Regions from separate parts of the Homo sapiens genome. Here region 1 is linked to region 2. A link is a contact called in ENCODE Hi-C or POLR2A ChIA-PET data. All regions are on one chromosome and are shown on one strand. The core of a region is the stretch at or near the end of the contact, and the rest is flanking DNA. Distances in the headings are between cores, read along the strand shown. Region 1 has its middle 190 kb from the start of ZNF365. Region 2 has its middle 150 kb from the start of ZNF365.

Region 1 (6,332 bases), core at 2,898-5,397, 37 kb before region 2:
CTATTTTTAGTAGAGATGGGTTTTCACCATGTTGGCCAGGCTAGTCTCAAACTCCTGACCTCTAGTGATCCGCCTTGGCCTCCCAAAATGCTGGGATTACAGATGCGAGCCACAGCACTCGGTGTGGTTTATAAATTCAATGTGCATCAGAATCACCTGGAGAGTTTGTTAAACTATGGACTCCGGGGCCCAATTCTAGAGTTTCTGATTCAGTAGGTCTGGAGTGGGGCCTGAGAATTTTTATTTCTAGCAAGTTCCCACATGATGTCGATAATGCTGGTCCAGGGACGACACTTTGAGAGCCACAGGTCTACATGAAATACAACATTTAGGCATTGAATTATATGTGTTGGCTACCTACTCTGTATTAAGTATTTTTATAGACACCAAGGACATGGTGATAAGCGAAAGAGATGAAGTCCTTGCCTGTGAAGACCTTTTCTGACAGAATTTTCTAGTTGTTAACTAGAGGTTTTGGTTAGAAGTCTGCTAGCACAGAAGTTCTCTTCACAGTGCTATAGCACACTGCATTCATTCCTTCCTTGTTCCCTATCCTGGTATTCTTGCCCAGAATTCCCCTCCTCTCCTTCCCCTTCCCATTCTCCCCAGCCAATCCAAGTCTTGTCTATACCTCAACTCAATCTCTCTCTTTCTCTTTCCCACCCAGCCCTCAATCATAGCTTCTTCCCCTACGTCTACCATAGAAGCCGAGCTCTTAACATACCCTTTATTCTACTGTTTTCTGCGTTTTTATCTGCTTCATTTGTGCCCTCACTGTTGGGATATCTATAAGGCAATGGGCCACATATTATATTTCTTTATAGCTCCAACACTCAGTTCCTCAAACAGCATGAGAAATACTCCAAGAGCTAAACCCTTGGCATCTAAGCTCCCTCTTGGAGGAGGTGGGGTAGGATTAAAGTCACTGCCACCAACAACAACCAGTCAGACCACACCGACAGACTGTGTTTGTAGTGACTGGGGTGGAGTAAAGGGATTGGAAACCAGCGGGAAAGATCCGTATTTGTTTTAGGATTTTACTAATGGGGAAAGAGTCAAGAGTGGTTAATTTCCCCTTCAGGACAGAGTTCATCTTCTAAATGGGGTTTGTTCCTAAAATGTAGTCAAAATAAGCTGCAGAATAAGTTATAGAATCTAACAGCCATTGGTATTTTCCTGACTGGTATTTCTTAATTTTACTGAAAATTAGTTCTGAGTTGGTTATAATTAAATTTGTGGGTCTCAGCTCACATTTTTATCGTAATTGGATTAACTGGAAATTAACTGTCACAAACCAGTCCAAATATACTAAGATAATAATGAAACCCTATTAATCCTGAAATGGATTGCTACTTAGAAATGTAAGAAAATTACGTTGTAGCTGGAAGAATCTTGAGATCCTCCAAAAATAACAGAATCAAGTAGTAGTTAAGTGTGTGGGCTCTGAACCTAGTTTAACCCAGTTTGAATCTCTACTCTGCCACCTACTAGCTGTGTGATCTTGGGAAAGTTTCTTAGTCTCTGTGAGCCTCAGTTTTCTGCTCTGTACAGAGTAAAGCATAAAAAGTACCATGTACTAAAATAACTAATGGAAGAAATAAATGGTGGCATAATAAAATAATGTACATGAAGCTCCACATACAAGTCCTTGCACATAGTAATAGCTCAATAAATTGTAGTTATGATATGGTCCAGCCCTATCATTTTACAGATGCAGAAACTGAGGCTCAGAGTAATTGCAGTAATTTAGGGACAGAGTTAAGACAAGAACTTAGGACTTCCGAATTCCAGCCCAACACTCTATTCAGGGTAACTTACCATTTGCCACTTGCCCTATAATTTGGATTTTTCTAGCATATAATTTATGAAAACTTGGATAGTAAACTTTCATGAAAATTGGGTTTCAAGTTGAATATAGTTGGGTTATTGAGTAGGTAACTCACTTATGAAAAGGACTGTTTTTAAGTCTTTAATAGTATTATTTAATAAATCAACTACAAATATTATTTGTGAAGTAGTTACTAGTCATTCTTAACTGTTTAATTGAAAGATCCTATTCTCAGCAACACTAATTAGAGTGTTGATTACATCAATTTGAGCTGCGGTATACATTTATGCATTGTAAACACTGCATCTTATTGGGTCAAAATTAGAGTCGTCAGGTGCTAAGAGGCCCTCTAGCCATAAAGCCCTATACATACAGGAAATGACTATCCCAAGGTGTCCCTAATAGGGCCAGTCATCTCTTAGGGAGTAATGTCAGTGAGACCAAAATTATTACACCCAACACAGCCAGGTCTATGTTTTAACTCTTGTGATCGTAAAAATGTGCTTTGAGCTCTCAGATAATCTTAAATCCAGCATATACATAGTGCCTAATATATTCCAGAAGTTATGGCCATCATTGGTCAACCTACCAGTTCCTCACACTTTTCAGTAATAGATCCTGGAGATGTTGTACCTTTGTTTACTTTGCAGTAGAAGCACAGTCAGATTCCAGGTAGTTTACCTGGTCCAGATGGGAGCCAGTTGCCTTGGACCCAATAGGTACTTGTGCTATAGTTTGAGTTGCAAAAGTGAAAGATGTTTAGTAATTCACTGATGTCAGGAGTGTTGATAAAAGCGATTGAAATTTCACTGTAGGAGATGATTGTACAGGGAGTATGCTCAACAGGAAACTTCGTTGCAATAGAAGAGAAACAGAGAGCTGGAAGAATTTTTTTCATGACCATGTGACTCCAGATTAAAAATGGATTAGGATAAGTTAGGTTACAAGAGACAGCAACCTTCTTGAGAAGAAAGGGGAATTGTGTGGGCTTATAAACCCACAGGAAAATGGGATGGGGTGCTGAAATCAGGCACTGGAGGGCTACTGACTTTCTCTAGAATTCATTCGCACACCAGCTTTCCCACAAGGCTGGATCCCTGTCAGCTACCAGCCATAGGTTCATAGCCTTTACAGCCTTGGGAACAGAGAAAAGAGACCCTCTTTCCCATGCTGCAGTTGAATAACCTGGGGAAAGACTCTAAAAGGCCTGATTTGAGTCACACATTCAACCATAGATGATTGTCATGGCCAAGGATGTGAGTTGCACTAGAAATGCCCAAAAGAAAGGGAGTACCATTATGAGCACGGAAAATTGTCCACCATAGCTAGCATTTTATAGAATGCTTTCTTTATGCTGGGCACATGTATGCTCACATTTACTTCTAAAATAAGAACCATGATCACAGGAGGTGTCTGTAGGGTCACATTAGATTGTTCTGAGGGGCAAGAGGGAGGCTGCCTGGACGAAGGGGAGCCCTAAGTCACCAATGAGAATTAAAAGCTGGACCCCACACTAGGGTACCTCCTCCTTTCATCCGAATAAACAAGAACAAAAGTGGACCCCAAAGGCAATCCCCTTCACTCACCCCATCTATCCCCAAATGCCTTTCCCAATTGATATGGGTTCAGGATTCAAGGGGTCTGAAGCTTGTATAAGTTGGGGATCCCTTTTTAAGTAAAAGAATATTAAAACATTTTACTTTTGCAAATTTTACAACATATAACCATGTAAACACAATGTTAGTGCCCCTTAGCTGTGTCTATCTAAGAGGGGAGTCTTGAAATATAAACCTCACTAGTTTCATGATAAATCTGCCTCTGGTAAGAACCTCATGGTTCTTGTCCATTTAAATGGACATGTGTGGTTTCAAATACCAAATTTTCTTCTAGAACACTACCAAGAGGACCCTTCCCCACTGGCACTTGTCTTTCAAGAACTTCCATAATTCAGGTTCTTAACTAATTTAGATTGTCCTTCTACCTCAATTAACTCAAATCCTGAAAATGTATCATTTTTTATAATTATTTAATTTTGACTCCCAGTCATCCTTCAGGTGAATTTTTTTTCTTTAACAAAATATGGCCTCTGGCTAGAGAGAAATGGGCTTGAGAACAATGCTTATTCCAAGGCAAACCCTTTGGCCTCAGTGTCATGGGCTTGAACCTGATGTTCCCAGTCACGGCATTGCTGAAACTGATAGTCTAGTCATGTAGGGGATTTTCCTGACTCCGTGTCTGTCTCCCCATGGCTGTTTATTTGTACTGCTGTCTGCTTGAGTTTGGGACACTGACCTTATGAGCTGCTTCCCCAGCCCAAGCCTGTAGCCAGAGAACTAGGAGTTTCCCTCTGGCACTGCTTATGGCCAATTGGAAAGATCTGGCAATCAATTCACTGTGGAACTGGCTTGGGGTAGGGAGAGGGGGAGGGGACTTTAGAGTGGAAAGCAGAAAGGAGAGAGAACAACGAGAGAGAGAGAGAGAGAGAGAGAGAGAGAGAGAGAGAGAGAGAGAGAGAGAGACAGAGACAGAAAAGAGAGGCTTTTAAAATCAATGCCAAGCCAGCTGTGGCTCTGGACAGCTGAGTCATAGAGGATTAGGCAGTTCAGTTGGAAAGCAGACTGTGCATACTAACTCTCGGTTTCCAGCTGGAGCGGGGGATAGTAAAATTTTAAAAATTAAACAAAAGAAAGCCACAATTTAATCTCAGATAGCACTTCATTCTGAGACTCCCCGTGGTCAGAGGTGAAGGACAAGAAGCTAGTCTCATTTTTCTACAAACGAGACTCAGTCCTCATGTGGTTAAGGCAAGAATCTCTTAGAGAAACCTGAACATTGCCGTTTCGTTTTTTGAATACATAAATTACAGTAATTGCTAGAAGATGCTGGCTGCTGGCTTCTTATTGGAGTTAAAGGTTGTCTTCAAATGTCGGCCACTGAGTCACAAGTTCATAATCAGCTGTGCTGTGGCCGGATTTGGCAGTTCCGCTAGGCACAGGAAGGACATTATTACAGAAATAATTGGAGGGATGGTTGTATGTCTAAAATTTAGCCAAAATGAAAATACAAATTATTTCCAAATGATGTTAAGGGAGATTTGAAAGGAATCTAAGAAGCATAGATATGGGCAGAGTGAAGCACCACTATCCTGGGCAGGGAATTCACTCCAGGTAGAATAAGGTGTGCCCCCTCACAGTGGAGTCTACTCCTTATAGTCATCACTGGTTCACTGAAATTGTGAAACAAGGACAATCTGCATGGAATCTATCAACCAGCTTCTCTCACCTGTCAATTCTGCTGCTAGCAAGAAGGCTTGTATCCATCCTGCCTGCCCAAAGCTCTAAATAACCCACAGGCCTACTCTTTCTGCTTCCAAGCACAGAGTATGGGAGCATTTCAGAAAAAGTCACAGGGCCATGCTGACAGAATTTTTTACAAATCTATGCTGGTAAGATTTAGCTAGGCCCAAGGCTGGGCTGGCCAATGATCTTTTTATCCATCTCTTCTTAATGCTGGTCTTATTCCCACCAAGGGATTTCTCCCCTTGTAGCCATAGAGGAGACAGATGAAAGGAGTGTGTGTGTGTGTGTGTGTGTGTGTGTGTGTGTGCGCATAATAAGGAGATAAGCACCACTGCCTCCTCTCTGCTGGTGATCTGGGCACCCCTTGGCCTGAGGCCTCTGCTGCCATCTTTTTCTCTTCTCTCTGACTCCGGATCTTGTTTTGCTCTAGGCTAGTGGTTCTCCACTCTGGCTGCACTAGAATCACCCAGGCAGTTTTTGAAAAGTACAGACACTGGGGCCCCATCTCACCTCCAACTTCTCAATAGATTTCATTTCTGTAGAGTATGGCTCAGACAAGGTCATCAGTAGTATTGATAAAGCTCCCAGTGGTTCTAATGTGAAGTCACCAGCCACCTCCCAGTTGCTACCTTACTGAGGCTACAGCAGCATCTCAGTGTCTGTCATGTCAGTGTCTTATAGCATTTAGCAGAAGTTCTTATGCATACTTAGAAAACATTGGTTAAGAGTCATTTCTGGCTAGCATAATTAAATTCATTTTCACTTTGTTTCCTTCCAAGGAGAAGCCAGAAAGTCTATCAGATTCTCCATATAGACTTTGCCTGTACAGCCTTGGACAGTAACTTATCCTCTTTGGAGTTGTATTTCCTCTTCTAACAAAGTGAATTGCTTAAATTAGGTGTTCTTTAAGACCCTTTTCATATCTAAGCTGTCACAACCATAAAACTCAAAGACCTTTTATCAGTACTATTATTTACCAGCTGTGTGACCTTGAGTGGCTCATTTATCTTCTCAAGCTCCTCAGATTCCTCACGTGTGAAAATCAGATGGGAAGATCAGGCCAGGTTTTCCAAATATATTCTCCAGAACATTCCTAGTCCAAGAGATGTCCCATGAAAAATAAGGTAAGTAGTCCAAGAAGGCTAAAATGTAACAAAACTAGGTTAACTCTTTTTCAACCCAGAAATTCCTGAAGTTATTTGACC
Region 2 (5,830 bases), core at 622-3,121:
AAACCATAGCAGGCTGCCTTCATGTCTAGGCTAGGTAATACTGGAGGGAAAACACGGTAAATTCACAAATGATTTGACCAGACTTTGAATTCAAGTCTTATTCCTCAACCTGGATGCTACCATTTATTTTTCAGAGACTTCACATAGTAGCTGGTCCTTGCATTCAGTCCAGAATTTATAACTGCCTTCAGTAGGAGAGATGGGGTGGAGTGTGCTTACTCCATCTTCCTTGGAACCAGAACTCTTAAGTATGCTTTTAAAATTATTTTCAAAAGTGCCACTATTTTCATCTCATCTAGATTAAATTCAAGACCCAAGTGATAATTTCATTGGCCATCATTAGTTCTGTTACAGGCTATAGATGAAAACAGTCTTGGAGTCAATTCTTTTACATGTGACATTATCTTGAGTAAATTACCTATTGAGACTCTGTGTGTCAGTACTCTTACCTTCACGATAGGGACACAGGTCAGAGATAGCAATTAGTAATTAGTTAGAAATACATTGCAGTAGTCTAGGAAAGAAGTAATAGTGGCTCAGATCAGAGTAGTCATCATAGTAACACAGAGAGCCTCTTTGGCTTTTTTCATCTCACATTCATAGTCTATCCACCTTGATTTTCAAGATAAACAAGAGGATGTGGTCAAACAAAAAAGAGTCACTGTTTCAGTTCTTTTTTTTTTTTTTTCTGCCTCAAACAGAACCTTGATCTTTGTTAAAGTTCAGTATGAGGAACTGGTTTTGAATATTCGAGAGAAGAGAAAGTTTAGGAGTGAGGCTAGAGTAGGGCTGGAAACAGCATAGTTGTCTTCAAATAGCTAAAGGACTGTTTAATAGAAGAAACACTAAATGTATTATAAGCAAGCAGACACAAATAGAACTAAAGGAAAGACATTACAAGGAATCAGTTTAGCTTAATGGCAGGAAGAACTTGGTAATGGTTAAAGCTGTCTGTCTTAGTCTGTTTTCTGTTGCTTATAACAAAATACCTGAAACCGGGTAATTTATAAAGAAAAGGCATTTATTTGAACAGCAGGAAAATGGTGGATAGAAGGCAGGACTAACTTCCAGCTCCCACTCAGATGGACAGAGCAGCTTGTGGAGATGCACATTGTAAACTTTTACTCCAAGAACTACTGCAGGAACATACCCGGAAAGCCTAGAGAATCCACAGACCCTTTGAAGGAAGCAGATTGCTCCTGCAGGCCCCAGAAGATGGTTGAAAAAATGTGAGTGCCCAAAGTGTGAAAGGGGGATTGTCTGCCCTTGAACACACACCTTCACGGGGGAAACTGAAGGTCCAGATAATGGGAGAAGGATTTGATCTTACCTAGAGTTGAGACAAATTTAGAGAGCTAAGCAAAATACAAGGGTAGAAGTAGTGGGAAGAGCCCTGTGGGCTCTCTCGGTCCCCAGGGAAGCCATTTCTGACTTAGTCTCACAGAGATCCTTGGGAAGGGCTGCCAGAGGAACTGGGAAAAGACCACAGGGAGAAAGAAACTTCCAGCTGAACTTTGTAACAATTTCAACTGAACACAAATTTCCTCGATAGAAACTGGGGGAGGAGGTGAATCGGGAGTGGATACACAGCACAGAAGCCGCAGCAGGCAGGGAGGCACAAGACCTGAAAGCCCTGCTTGCTTTCTCAGCTAAAAGGCTAGTAGCCTGTGGCAAGTTCTCAGCCCTGCTCACTGGCTGCCTGGAAATAAACTCAGTGCTGTTGGTGGGGGCATGGTGGGAGTGAGACCAGCCTCTTGGGCTGCATGGGAGCTAGGTGAAGCCTGTAACTGCCAGCTTTCCCCGACTTCCCTGGTGACCTGCATGACACATCAGAGGCAGCTACAATCCCCCTGGGAACATAACTTCACTGGCCTGAGAACCACATCCCCATACCCCACAGCAGCTGCAGCAAGCCCCACCCAAGGAGAGCCTGAGCTCAGACAGGCCTAACCCTGCCCCGACCTGATGGTCTTTCTCTACCCACCCTTGTAGCCAAAGACAAAGGACATAATCTCTTCGGAGCTCTAGGGCTCCACCCACTGCCTTGATCCTCCCTATACTATGGCAACTGATGCTCCCCTGAAAGTGCCACCTCCTGGCTGGAGGCCAACAAATACAAAACTAGTGCAATAGACAAAACTACAACTAAGGACCCTCACAGAATCCATTTCACTCCCCTGCCAACTCCACCAAAACAGGTGCTGGTATCCAAGACTGAGACACCTGAAGATGGTAGACATGAAAATGGTTCACATCACAGGACTTTGGTCAGACACTCCCCAGTACCAGCCCAGAACCCAGTAGCTCCACTGAGTGGCTACATCCAGAAGAGAAATAACTGCAGTTTGGCTCTCAGGAAGCCACATCCTTAGGGGAAGGGGAGAGCACTACATCAAGGGAGCACCCCTTGGGACAAAGAATCTGAACAGCAGCTCTTGAGTCCCAGATCTTCCCTCTGACATAGTCTGTCCAAATGAGAAGGAATCAGAAAAACAGTTTTGGTAAAATGACAAAACATGTTTCTTTAACACCTCCAAAAGATCACACTAGCTCACCAGCAATGGATCCAAACCAAGAAGAAGTCTCTGAATTGCCAGAAAAAAAATTCAGAAGGTCGATTATTAAGCAAATTAAGGAGACACCAGAGAAAGATGAAGTCCAACTTAATGAAACCAAAACAATGATACAGGAAATGAAGGTGATATGGTTTGGCTGTGTCCCCACCCAAATCTCATCTTGAATTGTAGCTCCCATAATCCCTATGTGTCATGGGAGGGACACAGTGGGAGGTAATTGAATCATGGGAGCAGAGTTTTTCCCATGCTGTTCTCATGATAGTGAATAAGTCTCATGAGATCTGATGGTCTTATTAAGGGCAATTCCCCTGCACATGCTTTCTTGCAGCCATGTAAGATGTGCCTTTGCTCTTCCTTTGCCTTCTGCCATGATTGTGAGGCCTCCCCAGCCATGTGGAACTGTGAGTCCATAAAACCTCTTTTTCTTTATAAATTACCAAGTCTTGGGTATTTCTTCGTAGCAGTATGAAAATGGACTAATACAGAAGGGAAAAATCTTCGGTGAAATAGCATAAATAGAAAACAATCACAATTTTTGGAAATGAAGGACATACTTAGAGAAATGCAAAATACACTGGGAAGTCTCAGCAACAGAATCGAACAAGCAGAAGAAAGAACTTCAGAGCTCAAAAACAGGTTTTCAAATTAACCCAATCCAACAAAGACAAAGAAAATAGAATTTTTTAAAAAATGAACAAAGCCTCCAAGAAGTTTGGGACTATGTAACTAAACCTAAAAATAATTTGTGTTCCTTAGAAAGAAGAAATCTAACAAGTTTGGAAAACATATTTGAGGGAAAAATCAAGGCAAACTTTCCTAGCCTTGCCAGAGACCTAGACATCCAAATACAAGAAGCTCAAAAAAACACCTGGGAAATTTATCACAAAAAGATCATTGCCTAGGCACATAGTCATCAGGTTATCTGAAGTCAAGATGAAGGAAATAAATCTTAAGAGCTGTGAGGCAAAAACACCAGGTAACCTATAAAGGAAAACATATGAGATTAACAGCAGATTTCTCAGCAGAAACCCTACAAGCTAGAAGGGATTGGGGCCCTATCTCTAGCCTCCTTAAACAAAACAATTATCAGCTAAGAATTTTGTAACCAGTGAAACTAAGCTTCATAAATGAAGAAAAGATACAGGTTTTTTTTTAGACAAACAAATACTAAGAGAATTCACCACTATAAAGCCTGCACTACAAGAACTGCTAAAAGGAGCTCTAAATCTTGAAACAAATCCTCAAACTACACCAAAATATAACCTCCTTAAAGCATAAATCTCACAGCACCTATAAAGCAAAAACATAATAAATAAATTTTAGAAAACAAGGTATTGAGGCAACAAATAGCACAATGGATAGAATAGTATCTCACATCTCAATATTAACATTGAATGTAAATGGCCTAAATGCTCTACTTAAAAGATACAGAATGGCAGAATGGATAAGAATACACCAACTAAGTATCTGCTGTCTTCAAGAGACTCAAATAACACACAAGGACTCACATAAACTTAAGGTAAAGGGGTAGAACAAGATATTCCATGCAAATGGGCACCAAAAACAAGCAGGGGTAGCTATTCTTTTGTCAGACAAAACAAACTGTAAAGCAACAGCAGTTAAAAAAGACAAAAAGGAGCTGGACACAGTGGCTCATGCCTGTAATCCTAGCACGTTGGGAGGCTGAGGCAGGAGGATCACCTGAGGTCAGGAGTTCAAGACCAGCCTGGCCAACATGGTGAAACCCTGTCTCTGCAAAAATACAAAAATTAGCTGGTATGGTGGCATGCACCTGTAATACCAGCCACTCCGGAGGCTGAGGCAGAAGAAGCACTTGAACCCAGGAGGCAGAGTTTGCAGTGAGCCGAGATCATGCCATTGCACTCCAGCCTGGGTGACAGAGCAAGACTCTATCTCAAAACAAACAAACAAACAAACAAACAAAAAACAGACAAAAAGGGACATTATATAATGATAAAACGATTTGCCCAACAGGAAAATTTCACAGTCCTAAATATATATGTACCTAACACTGGAGCTCCCAGATTTATAAAATAATTACTACTAGACCTAAGAAATGACATAGACACAACACAATAACAGTGGGGGACTTCGATACTCCACTGACATCACTAGATAGGTCATCAAGATGGAGAGTCAACAAAGAAACGATGGGCATAAACTATACCCTAGAACAAATGGACTTAGCAGATATTTACAGAACATTCTAACCAACAACTGCAGAATATACATTCTATTCATCAGCACATGGAACATTCTCCAAGGTAGACCATATGATAGGCCACAAAACAAGTCTCAATAAATTTAAGAAAATCAAAATTATATCAAGTACTGTCTCAGATGACAGTAGAATAAAACTGGAAATCAACTCCAAAAGGAACCCTCAAAACCATGAAAATACGTGGAAATTAAATAACATGCTCCTGAATTACTGTTAACAATGAAGTCAAGAAGAACATTAAAAACTTTTTTTTAACTGAATGATAATAGTGACACAACCTATCAAAACCACTCAGATACAGCAAAGGTGGTGCTAAGAGGAAAGTTCATAGTCTTGAATGCCTACATTGAAAAGTCTGAAACAGCACAATTAGACAATCTAAGGATACACTTCAAGGAACTAGAGAAACAAGAATAAACCAAACCCAAACCCAGTGGAACAAAAGAAATAACCAAGATCTTTGCAAAACTAAACGAAATTGAATCAAACAAACAAACAAAAAAAGATAAATGAAACAAAAAGCTGGTTCTTTGGCTGGGAGCAGTGGCTCATGCCTGTAATCCTAGTACTTTGAGAGGCCAAGGTGGGTGGATCACTTGAGGTCAGGAGTTCGAAACCAGCCTGGCGAACATGGTGAAACCCTGTCTCTACTAAAAATAAAAATTAAAAAATAGCCAGGCGTGGTGGTGGGCATCTGTAATCTCAGCTACTTGAGAGGGTGAGGCAGGAGAATCACTGGAACTCAGGAGGTGGTGGTTGCAGTGAGCCAAGATCGTGCCACTGCACCCCAGCCTGGGCAACAGAGTGAGACTCCATCGCAAAAAAAAAAGAAAGAAAAAAGAAAAAAGAAAAAGCTGGTTCTTTGAAAAGATAAATAAAATTGATAGACCATTACTGAGATTAACCAAGAAAAAAAGAGAGAAGATCCAAATAAGTTCAATTAGAAACAAAATGGGAGAGATTATTAATCCAACCATTACCACAGAAATACAGATAATTCAGGGCTACTGTG

What was found. Hi-C counts contacts between places; a loop is a spot of excess contacts on that map. ChIA-PET counts read pairs that join two places held with the same protein, here RNA polymerase II (POLR2A). Pooled maps may share reads with other maps.
Region 1: a map with no recorded cell type shows a loop between it and region 2 (5-fold over the local background). The contact joins two enhancer-like sites. A Hi-C loop is called at or near these places in 2 of 168 maps with a recorded cell type or tissue (GM12878 and naive thymus-derived CD4-positive, alpha-beta T cell), 12 of 37 single-sample maps with no recorded cell type and 10 of 50 pooled maps. POLR2A ChIA-PET finds 5 or more read pairs at or near these places in 4 of 52 experiments (A673, GM12878, OCI-LY7 and 1 more).

What each region holds. Positions count from the first base shown.
Region 1 is chr10:62,562,431-62,568,762 of GRCh38, reverse strand. No RefSeq gene overlaps it. Among named protein-coding and RNA genes, the nearest start is that of ZNF365, 190 kb to the right of the region's middle. Within about 2 kb of position 4,147, at least 18 of the 41 ENCODE cell types and tissues checked have a DNase peak (open chromatin) inside an H3K27ac peak, as active enhancers do.
Region 2 is chr10:62,523,497-62,529,326 of GRCh38, reverse strand. No RefSeq gene overlaps it. Among named protein-coding and RNA genes, the nearest start is that of ZNF365, 150 kb to the right of the region's middle. RefSeq lists an enhancer at 1,777-1,996. Within about 2 kb of position 1,871, at least 5 of the 41 ENCODE cell types and tissues checked have a DNase peak (open chromatin) inside an H3K27ac peak, as active enhancers do.